2 separate regions of the Mus musculus genome follow, and region 1 is linked to region 2. Evidence: chromatin loops called from intact Hi-C (ENCODE). Cell type or tissue: heart. All regions are shown on one strand.

The links. Peaks named below come from ENCODE experiments on the same cell type or tissue, not always from the same donor. Only the 100,000 strongest peaks of a DNase experiment are listed, where the experiment ranks them.
Region 1: it touches region 2 in a loop (2.3-fold over the local background); 4 of 42 quality-filtered maps call a loop at or near these places.

What each region holds. Positions count from the first base shown.
Region 1 is chr3:52,401,091-52,409,090 of GRCm38, forward strand. No RefSeq gene overlaps it. Among named protein-coding and RNA genes, the nearest start is that of Gm38537, 62 kb to the right of the region's middle. In heart, a CTCF peak has its summit at 147; DNase peaks (open chromatin) are centred at 271, 691 and 3,691; H3K4me3 peaks cover 839 bases; H3K27ac peaks cover 3,270 bases.
Region 2 is chr3:52,638,474-52,646,473 of GRCm38, forward strand. No RefSeq gene overlaps it. Among named protein-coding and RNA genes, the nearest start is that of Gm30235, 7.4 kb to the right of the region's middle. In heart, no CTCF peak of the experiment used is centred here; DNase peaks (open chromatin) are centred at 2,548, 3,188, 3,558, 5,548 and 2 weaker places; H3K27ac peaks cover 2,294 bases.

The sequences.
Region 1 (8,000 bases), 240 kb before region 2:
ATTTAGGATTTAGATTTGCAATTTGTGAATTGATTAAACGAGGAGACTTTACCGAGTGGCTCCCAAGGGCGCAAGTCTTTCATGCCTCTTTCACAGATGAAGAATCTGAGTTATGACAAAGTTTGGCGCACTCAACTCCCAACCAGACTCCCCCTATGGGCTCTTTATTCGCGCTGAATCACGGGCCTGACTGTCGCCCAGAGCAGAGAGGGCGTCGCCTGTGGCTGGCGGATTTTTACTGCTTCCTTTTCATACTTCTGTCACCTCTGTCTGATCTCAGTCCTTGCCTGGCCACTCCTGCGTGCCCCACAAACTTGGAAAACCGCTGCCCTTTTCTCAGCCATTAGCTAGCAGGAGAGAGGCGTGCTTCCCGATTGAGGGCGGCAGCCGTGATGGGGTGGGGATGGGGCCGCTGAGAGGTAGCCTCCGTTCATCAGGCCTGAGCCCACCGGCTCCCTCACCAGGCCTGCATCTCTTGGGTCTGGTGAAAAGAGAAGGGGGTGGGGGTGGGCGTGGAGCCCTCCTGGGAGGCCGATCCAGGGGCTTTCTCTGCCTTAGCGCTGTTGTCTGGGCTTGCCAAGTCCCACGAGTTGGCAAACTCTCGGAGAAGTGCTTTCAAAGCCGGCCTTCGCCCTCCTTGGCAGATGCCTCAAAGCTGTCTTGCTTTGCTCTGCCTGTGCCTGGGAGTCTGTACAGGGCATTTGTTCACACGCCTCAGTGGGGACATCCCTGGAAGAGGCTCACAGGCACAGTGGGAGCTCAGCTGGATGACCCTTGAGGCAGGACCACTTGGGTGGGCGTCAGGAACTGGGGCCAGGTGGCTTGGGAGGGGCAGAACGCCAGAATGGGCGAGGGAGGTGCTAGAAGTGTTCGCTCTCCTCGGGAATAGCGTTTAAGGACTGGGAAGCATTGCCAAATAGTTAACTTTTAGAAGCTGTAGGCAGGGCACTGAAACTTTTTCTATTTCTGTTTTACTTTAGTTATCCTGTTTGATGCAAAATCATAAATATCCCAGGACATAGAAATGAGTCCTCGGGACCAGACAGAATCGAAGATGGCCTTGGAATTTACTGGCCTCAAAACGTTTTTCTAAAGTTTCATTTCTGGACGTTCACAAAACTTTAAAAGTGAGGCTCTTTGAAAAAGCCAAGCACAGGTGTGGCACCTTTAATCCCAGCACTCAGGAGACAGAGGCAGGGGTCTCTGTGAGTTCCGAGGCTGTTCTAGGTTACAGTGAGTTCCAGGGCAAACAGAGCTATATAGTGAGAATCCTGTCTTAAACAACAGATAGATAGATAGATAGATAGATAGGCTGGCTGTTCCATGTTACAGTGAGTTCCAGGGCAAACAGAGCTACATAGTGAGAATCCTGTCTTGAACAACAGATAGATAGATAGATAGATAGATAGATAGATAGATAGATAGATAGATAGGCAGATTAATAGGTAGATAGATGGTCGGAAGATTATCTGATGCTTATGTGAACAGAGCCCATCCCAGACATCACAGGTAATAGCCCAACTAGGGTTGCCAATCAAAATGCCAAATACCATTTCTGCTTCTAGAAACACAGAGCATTTGGGCTGGTATGGCAGTACAATGACAGTGTCAGCCCCATGGGATTGCAGTAACAGCCAGCCCCATGGTAACACAGTGACAGAGAGCCAGGCCATTCCTTGTCTCTGGCAAACTTTTTAAATCGAGTCCCAGTGAACTTTTGTTGAGATAAATTAACAACAACAACAAAAATTAAAATCTTACCAATGATTTTTTTTTTCTTCTGTGCATTCTATTGTAATGGGAAGACCACTCAGACTCTAGTGAATCGAAAGTCTGGCGGGTACTAAACTCAGTTACGCAGGGTCCACATGTAGCTCCAAGTATTTAGGGTAAGGGGTTTTTTAAGGCAAAAACTACATCCTGCTCTCTCTCTTAGCTACAGGGGAGGTTTTGCACAAGCAAGCAGTTTAACAGAAGCTAAGATAAATTAGCTGGGGCACCTTGACCTTGGGTTCCTAGAATAAAGTTGGGTAATTTTCCATGGGATTCTCCATCCAGGAGATCCAATCTAGTTAAACCTAAAATGTCCTCATCATGAATACAAGACGGAGGACCCTCTGCACCTCTGGCCTGCCACGTTACCTCAGGAAAGACTGACCTGGCAAAAAGGCTCCCATCAGTGCGCGTGCTCATTAAGCAGAAAGCCAATCTTCCTCCCTAAAATGTATTTTAAAAAACAAGTCCCCACAGTTTTCCTTGGCACTGGTCCTCTGTGGCTAGGGTGTTAGAATTTTCTTCTAGTTTTACTGAATAAAAGTACATGTTTCCCCCCAAGTTTTCTTTTGTTTCAGAAAAGATAACTGACTATTTTCTTCAGGCACCTGTCCCCAACAGACTATGGTCAAAATACAGCACCAGCTAAGCCTATTCTCACCCTTACTATCAACCATTTTTAACTGAGATATTTAATAGCACAAGAGTACTCTTAATTTAATTACATTCATCTTTTAGGATGCCTTTCTTGACTTTGCCTATTTATTTATAAAAGATGTTCATAAAATATAATTGAACTTAAAGTTTGTATGCAATTACAGGCAATTGTGAGCCACAATGTGGGCGCCAGAAATTGAGCCCAGTTCCTCTAGAAGAGCAGTCAGGGATGTTAACTCCTGAGCCTTCCCTCCAGTCCCTTGGATGTTTTCCATACAGCATAAAAGTAAATTTTATTTAAAAATAATTTAAGATTTAAATTTAAATTTTTTATTTAAAAATTTAGTTCATTTTGCATGTGTGACCGGTTTGCCAACATGACTGTATGTGTGTACCTCGTGCATGCATTCATAGATCTACAGATGTCAGAAGACGGTGTCAGATTCCCTGAAACTGGAGGTATAGATGGTTGTGAACCATCATGTGGGCACTGGGACTTGAACCCAGATCGTCTGCAAGAGCAACAAGCATCTTTTTTTTCTTTTTTTAAAAAAAAAAATATATATATATATATATATTTTGTATCTGTCTTCAGACACACCAGAAGAGGGCATCTAATCTCATTACAGATGTTTGTGAGTCACCATGTGGTTGTGGGAATTGAACTCAGGAGCTCTGGAAGAACATTGAGTGCTCTTAACCCAGTGGTTAAGCCATCTCTCCAGCCCCCCAACAGGTGTCTTAATACCTGAGCCAACTCTCTGACCTCTTGACTGCTTTCTATAAAGCATAGAAATCAATTTTATGTTGATCTTGTCAAAGGTAAATTGATAAATGATTTCTGGAATAGGAAAAGAATTTTGAATGATTACTGCCTTGAATAAGCACCCTGCTCCAACCAGTAAACCAAATAAGAACAAAACACCTCTGCTGCTTGTAGCCTACAGTCTCTACATTTTGTATTGGTTTCGTGTCCCCTTGCCCTGCCCTTACGTTGACTTGCTTATTATATTTCAAACTTGCTGTTTGCAAGGAATGTCCAAATTGGTTTGCTTCTGTCTTGTATTTACAAAGAAGGCCATGGGGCCAGTTCACAAGCGAGCGGCCCTGGAAAGACAATGTCCTTTCCTTCCTGAGGCAGATATTTCAGGATTGGGGAAGCAGGGTTTCCTGTGTTCTCACAAGGGGCTGAGAAAAAAAGAAAGCCAGGGCAATTTCAGAAGGAATTCAGCCTGGGCTAAACAGGAGACATGCTTTTGTGCACAGCTCTCTCCTACAGGGAGAGACCTGCCTAGCCTGGGGGCTGCAGGCACAAGAGGAAGTAAGGCTACGATTGTAGCCCGGCATTTCTCTGGAAGCCTGATATCCAGGGCAGGACTCACTGGAGGTCAGGACTTCCTTCCCTCCACCCATCTCCCGCGCCAACCCCCACTGCTACAAGCTTTGATCACACAGCAGTTGTGTCTTCTGTCCTCTTTCTCACCAAAGAGCATCAGGAACTTTGGCTCCCTCTAGAAACGTTTATGTAGTTTGTACTGAGTTTCCGCCTTGTTTCTGTGTTGTGCAAAAGGCAAGGCGATCCCATGAGGCGATCGCGTCAGGTCAACTTTCCTTCAATTTCCTTCTACGTTGTCTTTCATTTTTTATTAATAAGTTTTTAAGTTAGCGTTCGGAATGTCAATATAAAGTTAACAGTAAGGCATTTTCATTCTTATGTGTCATTATTGTACTTTGCTTAAGTCCTTCTCTTCTGCCAGTGGCTTCCGTGTCCCCTCTGTTTCTGTCTTGTTCCCATCCTGCCCTCAGAGTCCCCATTTCAAATTCACATCATACACATTCCATTAGTTTCTCTTTTATTTCTCCTCTTAAAGATTTTTTTTTTTTTTTTTGGTTTTTCGAGACAGGGTTTCTCTGTATAACCCTGGCTGTCCTGGAACTCACTTTGTAGCCCAGGCTGGCCTCGAACTCAGAAATCCGCTTGCCTCTGCCTCCTGAGTGCTGGGATTAAAGGCATGCGCCACCACGCCCGGCTTTCAAAGATTTTCTATTCCAACTGTCATGCTCTCTTTTCCAGTTTCAACACACTCGCGCACACGCACGCGCACACACACATTCACGAATTTAAACCTAAGTTCCACCCGTGAGAGAAAACGTGGCATCATTTTTGTGAGCTGGCTTCTTTCGCTTCTTTCACCTAACACAATGATTCCCAGTTCCATCCATTTTCCTGCAAGTCACATGATGTTATTTTTGAACTTTATTTTTTCTGATTTGTTGTTGTTGTGTGCTTGTTTTTTTGAGTCAGGGTTTCTCTGTGTAGCCCTCATTGTCCTACAACTCACTCTGTAGACCAGGCTGGCCTCAGAGATCCTCCTGCCTTTGCCTCTGGAGTGCTGGGATTAGCGGAGTGAGCTGCTATGCCCAGTGATTTTAACATTTAAATTACGATTTTACTTTGTCTTGGTTTTTGAGACAGGGTGTCGGGTAAAGCAGACTTACTGTGGACCTGAGGATAACCTTGACTCCCGATTTTACGTCCCGCAAATGCAGATTTCAACAACCTGCCTACATGCCTAGTTTTGAATTCATTTCTCATTAAAAACACCCACGAAGTTAAACAACAATGACAAAACCCTTACCAAATGCAAGGGATAATGGTGATGATGATAACAATGTGTCCAGGAAAGAGGAGAAATGAAACAACAAAGTAACAGAAAGTGGCTGTGGGTGAGGGACAGGAGAGTAATGACAAGGTCATTATTTTTTCATCTTTCTTAGCCTGGAGGCATTAGACACTATTGGAGTTTTAAAATTAATTTGTGAAGCTGGGCAGTGGTGGTGCATGCCTATAATCCCAGCACTTGGGAGGCAGAGGCAGGCAGATTTCTATGTTCGAGGCCAGCCTGGTCTACTGAGTGAGTTCCAGGACAGCCAGTGCTACACAGAGAAACCCTGTCTCGAAAAACCAAAAAAAAAAAAAAAAAAAAAAAAGTTAATTTGTGAAATAGGAAATTAAGTGTCATCAAAATTTAGAAAATCACAACTACTATAATGAAAATTCAAATTATATAGTAACCTAGAGTGTGAGTCAAGCATTGGAAGTGAACAAAAACTTTTAAGAGAATAACAATATGAGGAATAGATTATAGTTATACACATATGTAAGATCACTTACTAAAAGAAATAAACTCAAAATTGGTTTTAAGAAAACCGCTTAATACAACTATGTACTGTCCTAAAATATATATCTAAAAAAAAAAAATCACTCAGAATCAGAGATAGTGCTTAAACTCCCAGAAATATCTCTCTAATAGTGGAATTCCAGGCACTGTGGCATTTGGGAGGGGGAGATATTTTTGGACTGAGTTTTCCCGGTCTCTAAAATCAGACCCTTGCGGTTGCCAGCTCATAAGACCAGCCTTGTGTGCCTTGGGGTTTGTTCTGGATTGTTGAGCTTCCACAGGGCAGGGCCTGGGGACTCTTTGTCTAATTCCAGGCATTGCAGACAGGGATCTTTGTGAGGACATGCTCTCTGGTGTGACAGAAAGTGGGTGGCTGGGAGCACTTGCTCTCTGGAGTCACTAAGTAGAGTGGCTGCGGGAGAAGCCTTGGAGGACGTTCTGGGGACTATTTTGGGCTTTGAGTGGGCTATTTGATATAGCCAACCATTTGTATTTAACAGGCCAGGGCTTGATTTACCAGGATTTTCCTATGTGTCATGCCCACTGAGAGCTAGAGTCAGGCAACCCTGGATTAGAAAGCCAGCTCTTCTAAGTACTGGCTGTACGGCCTTGGGAAGATGACTCGAGACTCTGCGACTCTGTTATTTCATCTGTACAACATGCTCACTGTTCACACCTTCGCTGGCTGCCAGGAGTCAATCATTTCTCGATTGCTTACAGTGTGAGAGCCTGCTCTGGACGGGCTTCTTTTTGGAAGCAAACTCCTTAGATTGTATTCCAGTGGATCATGATAGAAAAGTAGGCACAGAAATCAGAAAACAAATGCATCAAGTGGAATAGGATATAAAAGAATAGGACCAAGGCAGCGAGACAGTGTGAGCGTGTGTGCACCGGCTGCTTGGGACAGGACGACAGAAAGACTGCCTGAGTGAACCACGTGGGCTACATAGAGACGAGGAGAAGAACTCATCCCTGCAGAGGAGAAGGCAAAGACTGCAGCAGCAGACAAGAGGCTAAAATGCAGTCAGGTAGAAGGAGGACGGTTAGGATGGGAGTGTGCTTTCTATGAGAAGTCTTAGGCTAGGCTAGTCCAAAATAGGACTCTGCCTGGAGTGCACTCAGAAGCCATGGGAGGTTCTGAGCATTAGCTCTGCTTTCTCCTCTGGGAGGATTGTTCTGTTGAGGGTTATAGAGCATGGGGGAGGATATGGGGATCACAAACTCAGAGCTATGCTGGGGCAGGACTTGACTGCATCTCAAAAGGAATTATTCTGGCTTCTAAGTTGAGAACAGACTGGGTAGGGAGTGCTGGGAAGTGGTCTGATGAGTTGAATGTGAGTGGAAAAAAAAAAAAAAGTCAGGATGTCACAGTGTGGCCAGAGTGGAGCTCTATGATACACGGGGCAGAGGTGTTTTGGTGCAGCAGATGGAAGGGCCCATAGTTCCATGATAGCCGCGTGAAACACCTGTTAGATGTGGGAGTGCAAAGTTTGAGTTAAAAGTTAAAAAGAGAATATTGAGACTTAGGAGTGAAATCGTGGCACGTATATAAGTTTAGATATTGCAACTAAAATTTGGGGTCCGGATAACATCATACACTGAGTGGCTATGGGTAGAAAAGTGTGGAGACCTGGACCAAGACACTCTAATCCTGAGGGACCAGGGAGATGAGGATAAGCTGGGGAAAGCTTCCCCTGTACGGAGGTAGGTGGGAAACAAGGTATAGACCTCAGAGTATTGTGAGCTTTGTGTGAAATAACTCACGGAAAGACGATGCCCAGCAGACATTAGCTATAACAAAGCTGGACACACCGAGACAGTCACAGTGATCGCTTCTTTGGGTGAAGGCACCTGATCAAGGAGAGGACAGAAGAATGAAGATCCTTGCTGGAGGTGCTGACAAAGATTCATTGCTTAGTCAGACATTAATCAGGCTTAAGCCATTCTCCTAGTCTCATCTCTAAGCTTCCTTGTCCAATCCAGCTTGAGCAGGATCCCTGCCAAGCTAGTGTGGCAGTTGTCTTTATTCTTGCTGTCTGTCCAGGTCTCTCATCACCCACATGCCCAGGCTATGTTGTGACCACTCTGCCTGCCTTCAGGATGCATCCTGTTATGCCAGTTTACCCAGAATTCCTTGCATCCCATGTTTCCTCTCAGTAATTATCTAGCTACTGACCTCCACCCTGCTTCTTGGCCATTGGTCTGTGCTGCATTTGTAGTTAAGTCCAGTCTCTCTCCTATACTTCAAGACCCCTGACTCTGGTTTCTTTGGACACTCAGTGGGCATCTGCCCTGAACTCCAGTAGCATCCACTCACACTGCTGATTGTGGTCACTCAGAGTAATGGTTTGCCTTTCTAAGCTTTAAATGTGTTACTGTAAGGACACT
Region 2 (8,000 bases):
ACATGTAATATCCCAATGCTTATTTCAGGGACTGTAATATATCCCCTACTCTCAAAACTTATGTTTTTCAAAATAGCTTTATGTTTACAGTCGAGTTGCCTACACAGTAGACAGATGTCCCATGTTTCTACCCCACTTTCACACTCCTTGGCTCACGTCAAGGTCTTGCACCAGACCAATATACTTGTGATAATGGCCAACACACCAATGACTGTTGACCTTAGGGTTTGCTTTTAATATAACTTATTTTTAACCTAAAAATAGCGGGGATACCCCCACCAACCCTTCAGTGCTTGGTTCTCTTTGGCTTCCATTTCCTTGCCTTGATCACTCAGTTGACCATCGAGGCTCACACCATGGCTGGCTCCAAGGGTTCTGAGTGACATGAAACGCCGTCAATGCTTGCTGCTCAGTCTCACTCAGCAGTCTGGCTCTTACAGGAAGCTCTGAATGTGTGCTCCATCCTTGTGGTATCATCTGATGATTAAATACTAGGCTGTCACAAGGAGTAGTAGCAGGTGCACTTTGAGCCGGCTGAGGCATTGGCAGTAAACCTCAGCTGTTCCCCAGAGACACCATCTTGTTCTAGCTCTTTCCTCAACCTGTCCCTTTGTCATGTGTTCTGTCCCTCTTAAATGCTTGTCTCTGTGGTTTGATGCAAATGTGGGGCCTGACGGCTTTTATTGTCTTGCCCACTCCCTAGGGTGGCAAGGAACATAGAAATAGCAATTTTTGATGACAATGCTGTTAGCTTTCAAGAGAGAGACAGTTCAGGGCATTGTGGTAATACGTCAAGAATGCTTTTAATCATTTTTAAAAAAAGAATTATATGCATTGCAGGCCAACCTTAAAATATTCATGGGTACTATGTTTTCCCAGTGTTTTTAAAGAGAGCTGTAAGAAGCCAAATAAATACATATTTAGTATAAATTAGGTATGCCTCAAGTATATATTCCAATGCCATACCATCAGTTTCTTAATACTCATAAAGGCTACAAATCTAAGCATGTTCTTTCTTTACCTTTTCTGTGTGCATCTAAAATATTCTTTGCTATCAGAGGCATGCAATTATTATTATTGTGCATTCTTGCTGTTATTATCCGATCTTATTCATAGGCCTTTCACAGAACTCAGAGCATAGCACTCATCAAAAACACAGTCGTCACTGAATGTTTGATGCCAATGTTCCTGGGGCTGGCTGCTCACCTAAGGGCTCGATGAGGCTCAGTGGGTCTCCATGAACTTGGGCGTTGCAGGGCACAGACGTGTTTTACTCCCCAACAGAAAAGCACACAGCTCAGCCCATGACTTTGGCTCCAGGACAGTTTCTTTATTCCAAAGGAACAGCTATGAGGACAAGGTGTGTTGGAAGCCACATGCTGTGAGTTGCTTACGCTTCTGTGATGGCCTACATTGTGTGTCCTTCCTGTTTTTGACAACCTGGCTGACCTTGTCCTTGGCAGTGTCTTGGTTACTCTTTTATTCATGCACATGTGGCAGTGTGACAACACAGGCAAACCCACAAACAATTCCTTCTCTGTATTTGTTCTGAATCTTTAAAACCAAACCCTGCCGACATGTCCTCTTCCAACAGTCTTCTTACTAGTGACACTAACCTACTAACCCTCATTTCTTTTTCCCCCATCTTATAATTTATTAATGCCTTTCTGATGTCGAATGTGGGGAAAATTTATTCATGTGCCTATTCAGCACCTAGCAGTTATTAACGACTGCACAATGAACGTCTTCCCATGCAGTAAAGATACATAGTTGAATAAAGCATTTGGTTTGTGCCCTAAGAGTAATGTAGAAATGGGCAAGGGGGAGTTCTTTTTCTCCCCTTTAATCTGAAGAAGTAGGCTTGTCCATCCGGGTGCATCTGGTTAGCCCCTCAGCTTTGGGGTGGCTTCAATTAGTGTCCAGCTCTCTGTGAACCCGTGGGGAGAGGCCTCCTTCTTTCACATCTGGGACTTAGAATACACCCATGGAGACTGGTAATGACTTCCTTCTTGGCTCTGAGAGTTGCCTGGGTTTTCTGACATTGCTCTGTGTGGAAGAAGATTGGCCTGGCTGTTAAAACCTGTTAGTAGATGAACGGATACTGTAGAGAAAAGGAAAAGAAATGTACGTGTGCACGTGGGCACACAGCAGCTCACTCAACCAGACCTATCTTCCACAGCCATTGTTCCATCCTCAGAGTGGTCTGGGCCCTGGCAGGAAAGGAAGAGGCCACCCAGAGAGGCATTTCCTAAGGCAAGATTAAGCAGCGCCTGGGGAGACTAGACTTGGCCAAAAGGAAATGGAAGAAGGTACGCTGTCTCCAACGGAGAGATTCTGGGAGAAGACAGAATGATAGGAACCCAACTATGAAGACTCTCAACATAAACAAACCTCCCTTATCACTGCCTAAGCAGCCAGGGGCTTCTGTAGAACTGCAGGACTCCGCCCCTCACACACACATCAGACACGGTCCCTCCCAGGCAACGCTGTAGCATCCTTTCCCAGTGACACATTGCAGGGCGGGCTGAACCTTCCTCCCGCTGGAAGACCTTTCTCATGTCTTACCGGCATCCCTCACGGTACAGCGGGAGTTCAACCCAGCTTGCAAAGTTCAATGGATGTGGAAAAGAGACTGTCACCCTTTCCTCTTTCCTGAGCCATCCAGGCCTTTGATGACTTTGAGAATAAATGTTTCCCCCTTTGGTCACTAGAATGTCTCTCTGAACTGGTAAATTCAAGATAAACTCTGTCAAATCCTTACACTCCAGGGAACAAGCAGATTAAAAGGGCAGCTACAGTATCCCCTCCCCATCTGGTTTGCGCAGGAAAATCGTTTTGCTCCGGACTCCTAATTTCCACCCGGAACACAGCTCACTGCTTAAAGAGCATTTTGTTTTCTGTTTCTGGAACCCATTGTGTATTGCACCAGGGACAATGAGCTGGTCATTCAGCTGCAGCCTTCAAGCATTAAACTGGCCACATGGGTCCACATTAGTTCTCAGAGGGACGAGACACCCCAGCCCCAAGCATGTGTCCTCCTGGGCCCACATGTGTATGCAGAAAGGTGGCTGGCATCCCTGGATCCACTCTGTCCATTTGACCATCATGAAGCCTTTGCAGCCTCTCTCTCAGCTCCAGAGGCTGTCCCCACAGCCACCCTTACACACTGTGGAGCTGGCTTGTTGTTGGCACGGTCCAGGGGACAGCAAGCCAGATTGGGCGGGGAGAGCATTCCATTATTATAACACAATGCCATAACAGGGTTCAGAATTCCTTTCATATTAATTCTTATACAAGTGGAATCTTCAAACTCAACTTTTACCCTGAAAAGGGAGCGGTAAAAGGCAGCCAGGTCCTTTGTTGTCTTGGACCACATTCATCTAAGCTGAGCATCAGGAAGCTCTCTCTCCCTCACCATGCAGCTCAGAGCATCTCCTGGTGGCTTTGGCTGCATGACCCTGAACCTGGCAGCCCATGCTGCTGCTCTTGGGAAACTGGCCCTTCTGGAAGACTGGCTGGTTCTTCTTGCCCCCACGCTCAGAGTGCTTTTGGGTGTGGAGCCAAAACATCTCCAGGCCTCCTTAGAGGCCTCTGACTTGTGTAGCAGGCCAAGCTGACAAGCTGCCAGTTGGTCTCCAAGTGAAGTGTCCCTCGCAGCCCCCAGTCACCCACTGCCAGGGTGGGAGTGAGAGGTTTTCTGTCAGGCCTGGGGGAAGGCAGGGTACCCTCCTTCCTAGTTAACTCTTCCCAAATGTAGCAGAAACTTTTAAGAGTCTTGTTGACGGGGCCACCTCACAGACTAAACATGGATGCTGAGACCCAGAAACCTGGATGCTATTTCAAACCTGGCCATGGTTCCCAGGGTTTGGTTTCCTTACCACAGAGAGGTCGGTAGGCAGGAACTAAGCAAGGTGGCAATGTGGGGCCGATACCAACTTTTTCCCTTTGTGATTCAAGCGCAGGCAATGAGTTTAGCAGTCTTTATGGCCTTGTCCTCCTCAGTTCAATATGATTCTGGCAGTGGTTTGAGTAGAAACTATCCAAGGAAATCCCTAGGAATTCAAGAGACCTCTAACATGCCTATGATAGCAATTCCAGCTCTCATCTTTAATTTATTTATTACTTGTCCACCGAGCAGACACTTATCTAGACTACAGAGTGATAGAACTAAATCACCATGTATTCTAAGTGAATGAGTAACATTGTCTAAGCCCGTACTCCCCTGCTCCCCCGAAACACCTTTCAAGGATTCTGCAGAGTAGGTGCTACTTCGACACTATTGCAGCCTCTCTTAATGCCACGGGGAGAAGAGCACCCTTAGTCTCTTTTCCCGTTGAGGTTCTACTTATTTTCAATGAAAGGGACTCCATATGTAAATGTGATTACTTTCTCCAAAATTCATCTGTGCAACTTGAACACCGGTGTCTATTGGGGTGGTTTGTACAGGATTCGAACCTGAATCTCGGTGGTAAGTACCAACCGAGGAAAGTTATAAGTCCATGAAAAATCAACATGGCTAAAGAGGACCATAACACCCCCTTCTCCTCAGGCTACAGCTCCGAGGGTCACCAGCAAGCGACCATGATCTAATGAAGTGGCATTCCCTCTGGTTAGGACAGAGTGGGCCTGGCATCTCCCACAACACAGCTACCCTGTTTTCTGAGCATGCCAGGCAAATGCGGAATGTTCTCCGAGCCCGAGGGAGCTGGCAGTGGACAGTGAGGACATTCCACTGAAACTGGGCCATCGGGAGCTGAAGACAAAGGCAGCTGATTCAAGGGCTCCAAATTGGAGTTTCTCTAATCAAATATATTAAATCCGCCATCATTCTTGATTGTTTTAATGGGAAGAAGGGGGCAGCTGTGCCTTTCATTTTTCCTGAGCATTTTATTTCGTGCCATGGGGAAAGAGGAAGGGGAGGGGAGGGAAAGTCAGCTGGAAAGGGAAGAGGGAGAGAGGCCGCAAAGAAAACTGCAGGAAACTGATGTCCTTTGTCTTAGAAGTGAAGTGATTTTGCTCGCTGTTCAGCCCCACATGGAGCGTTCCCAGAGCTGCCAGTCATGGAGAATGTTGCCCAGAGACTCTGCTCACGAAGCACACTTATATAGGAAAGGAACCCCGCAAACAGACTCAGGGGCCCAGAACACACAGCGAAGAACCCAGGTGACTCGTGGTAAGCATCTTTGCTGCACTGGCCACAGGGAAATCTGCGCAACAGAACATTTCCCCTTGATATTTGTGCTTTGTACAAGAATTAAGTCTCAAGACACTTAGGGGGAAACTCATCTCCACTCCTTTTGTAACCTCTTGGGCTAAGTGCAGAATCCACAAAAGGCCCCCTTTTACCTTTTGAACGCTGAGTTTCAAATCCCATTGAAGAAACCTGGCCCATGTTATTTACTTTTTAAATAGCTTAACAGATGGCCCAAGAGAGAGGCTTCCTGCCCCAAGTGAGCACTGAGTAGTGTTTTGGTGTGCACCTTCAGCTTCAGAGCAGAGCTTGGCTGTGTGATGTCATTTCCTTATATCCGATGCATTGCTAACAGGATGAACCCAAGTGAGATGGGAACCGAACATTCTGCTGCGAAACCAATTACGTGGGCCCATATTAGGCAGGCGACTTCAGAAGGCATCATGCTAGCGCCCGGAACTTTTTACACCCAAGCGTAAGTCTCAGTGAGAACAAAGGTCTATGGCCCCGCAGTTCTAGGCACACAGACTCTCACAGGCTAACTCATCCAGGGAAATGGCTTTGGAACCTCGTGCCTGTTACAGCCTGAAGCCAGCCTGTTTCTGAGCTGAAATGTGAAGGCAGCTGGCTGTGTCAAAGGGCCAGAGAATAAAGCCACAGTGTAAAAAGAAGCCCCAATTCACCAGAGAGAAGATGATATTAAACCTCCTCTGCTGCCCCTCCCCCCGCGGCTTCCTTGGAGGCCCCCTTGGAGACAATCGAATCTGCTGCTCCTCTGAGAAAGAAGGGTGGAGGCTCCTTTCAGAGAAATGTTACTGGGCTCTCTTTAAATGTCCTCATTTGAGGGGAATTAAAAGGAAATGTCATAAGACAGCATCTATACACTCAGGGGCATTGTATCAAGTGACACAATGCAGGGGAAATGAAGCTCTCATCCTTTGGGGGATTTTAATAACTCCATCAATCAGCTCGGGTCTCCTGTCATCCATGGTAGGCCTCCAGCCTCTTCAAGCAGGTCGTGTGATTTGCCGTGAGACAGCTGGATGAAGCAGGCAGAGGACAGGAAGAAATCTGCCCGTGTCTGTCGGGTTTTTTTTCCCCCTTCTTCCCCTCCCTCCCTCTTTCCCGCCCTCCCTCTCTCAGGCACAATGCCCCTCTGTCCTCAGGGCCCGCTTCCCTCCGGGCATGGCCTGAACAGGCATGGTGGCAAAGGCCAAAAGAACAGTTTAGTTCTCAGCCTGTTCTGCGGCAGCCCTGTGGGGTGAGTCTTGTCAGCGGCCTGGGAGTCCCATCCAGAACTGGCAAGATGCAAAGAGGTGTCTGTTGTTCTGGCGAGGGAGGGGGGTATGGGCGGTAACTCAGGTGGCTGTCTCCTCATCTGTGGCTGGTGGTTGGGTCTTAAGGCAATGCAGAGGTAGAAGGTTGTGAGCTCAGGAGACTGACTCCATCATCACCAGCAATCCAGTAAGCTTTTGGCAGGTCCCCTTGCCTCCCTGTGCCTCAGTCTTCCCTGAAGACTCCGAGGTTGCATGAGGATGAAGGAGCTTTTAGGGCTGGTGATGTGAGTGTGATGTTGCCAGGGACCGCCGAGGACGTGGTACCGGAGGCGTCTAAGTCAGACAGCACTCAGCTGGATCCTAACCTCACCACCATCTGGTTTGATTCACATTGTAAAGCTTCTGTTTTCCTTTTGAGAGAGGATCAGGTTAAGCCCGATCTACCACACAAACACACGCACTGGGAGTTTAACGACCGCACTCAGAAGAAAGAGGCCGGATTGATGCCAGCACACAATCCATCCAGAGCGTTAGTTTTTCTTGTAACCTGTCAGCATTGAGTTAATAAAAAGCCACATTCATACAAAGCCTCAAAACTTGAAATAAATCATATTGCCAACTCATGTCATAGGTTCTACATACTAATTTCAGAGAGAACGTTGAAAAAAAATCATTATTGGAAGATAGGATTATAGACTGATCTTGCCAAGTGAGTTTATTAATACACAATGCTCACCTATCTCCTTATCTCTCAATTAAAAATATTGTGTGTGTGTGCCTGTGAACGTGCATGCATTCATGTGTGTCTCTCTGTGTGTGTATGTGTCTGTGTATGTGTGTGTGTGTGTATGTGTGTGTGTGTATGTGTGTGTGTGTATGTGTGTGTGTGTATGTATATGTCTGTGTGTGTATGTGTATATGTATGTGTATGTGTGTGTGTGTTTGTATATGTATGTGTGTATATGTGTGTATGTGTTTGTATATGTGTGTGTATGTGTTTGTGTATGTGTGTATATGTGTTTATATGTGTGTGTATGTGTTTGTATGTGTGTGTGTTTGATTGCAGGTCCATGCGTGCTATGGAGCATGCGTGAATATCAGAGAACAACTTTCTTGAATGGCTTTTCTCCCTCTACCGTGTCACCCAAGGATTGAACTCAAATTGTCAGGATTATGTGACAATTCCTTCCACCCAGTGGGATATTCTGCTAGCCTTATCACATGATTCAAAAGAATAAAGGGCTATGGTTAATCATTCTTTAATGAGAAAGGACTCCTATTAAGCTGGCACATGTAAAGCACACACAAGTTCTTTAGGAACATACAGATTCCTTTAAACAATTACTTATGTGTGCACATAATGTGTGTGTGAGGGGCTGTATAAGCTGAGGCAAGCCTGTGGAGGTCTGAGGACAAGTTTCTGGAGTTGATTCTCTCCTCCAGCCTTTACATGGCTTCCAAAACTCAAACTCAAGTTGCCAAGCTTAAGTGGCAAGAACCCTGACCTCTGAATCCTGACCTTTGAACCCTGA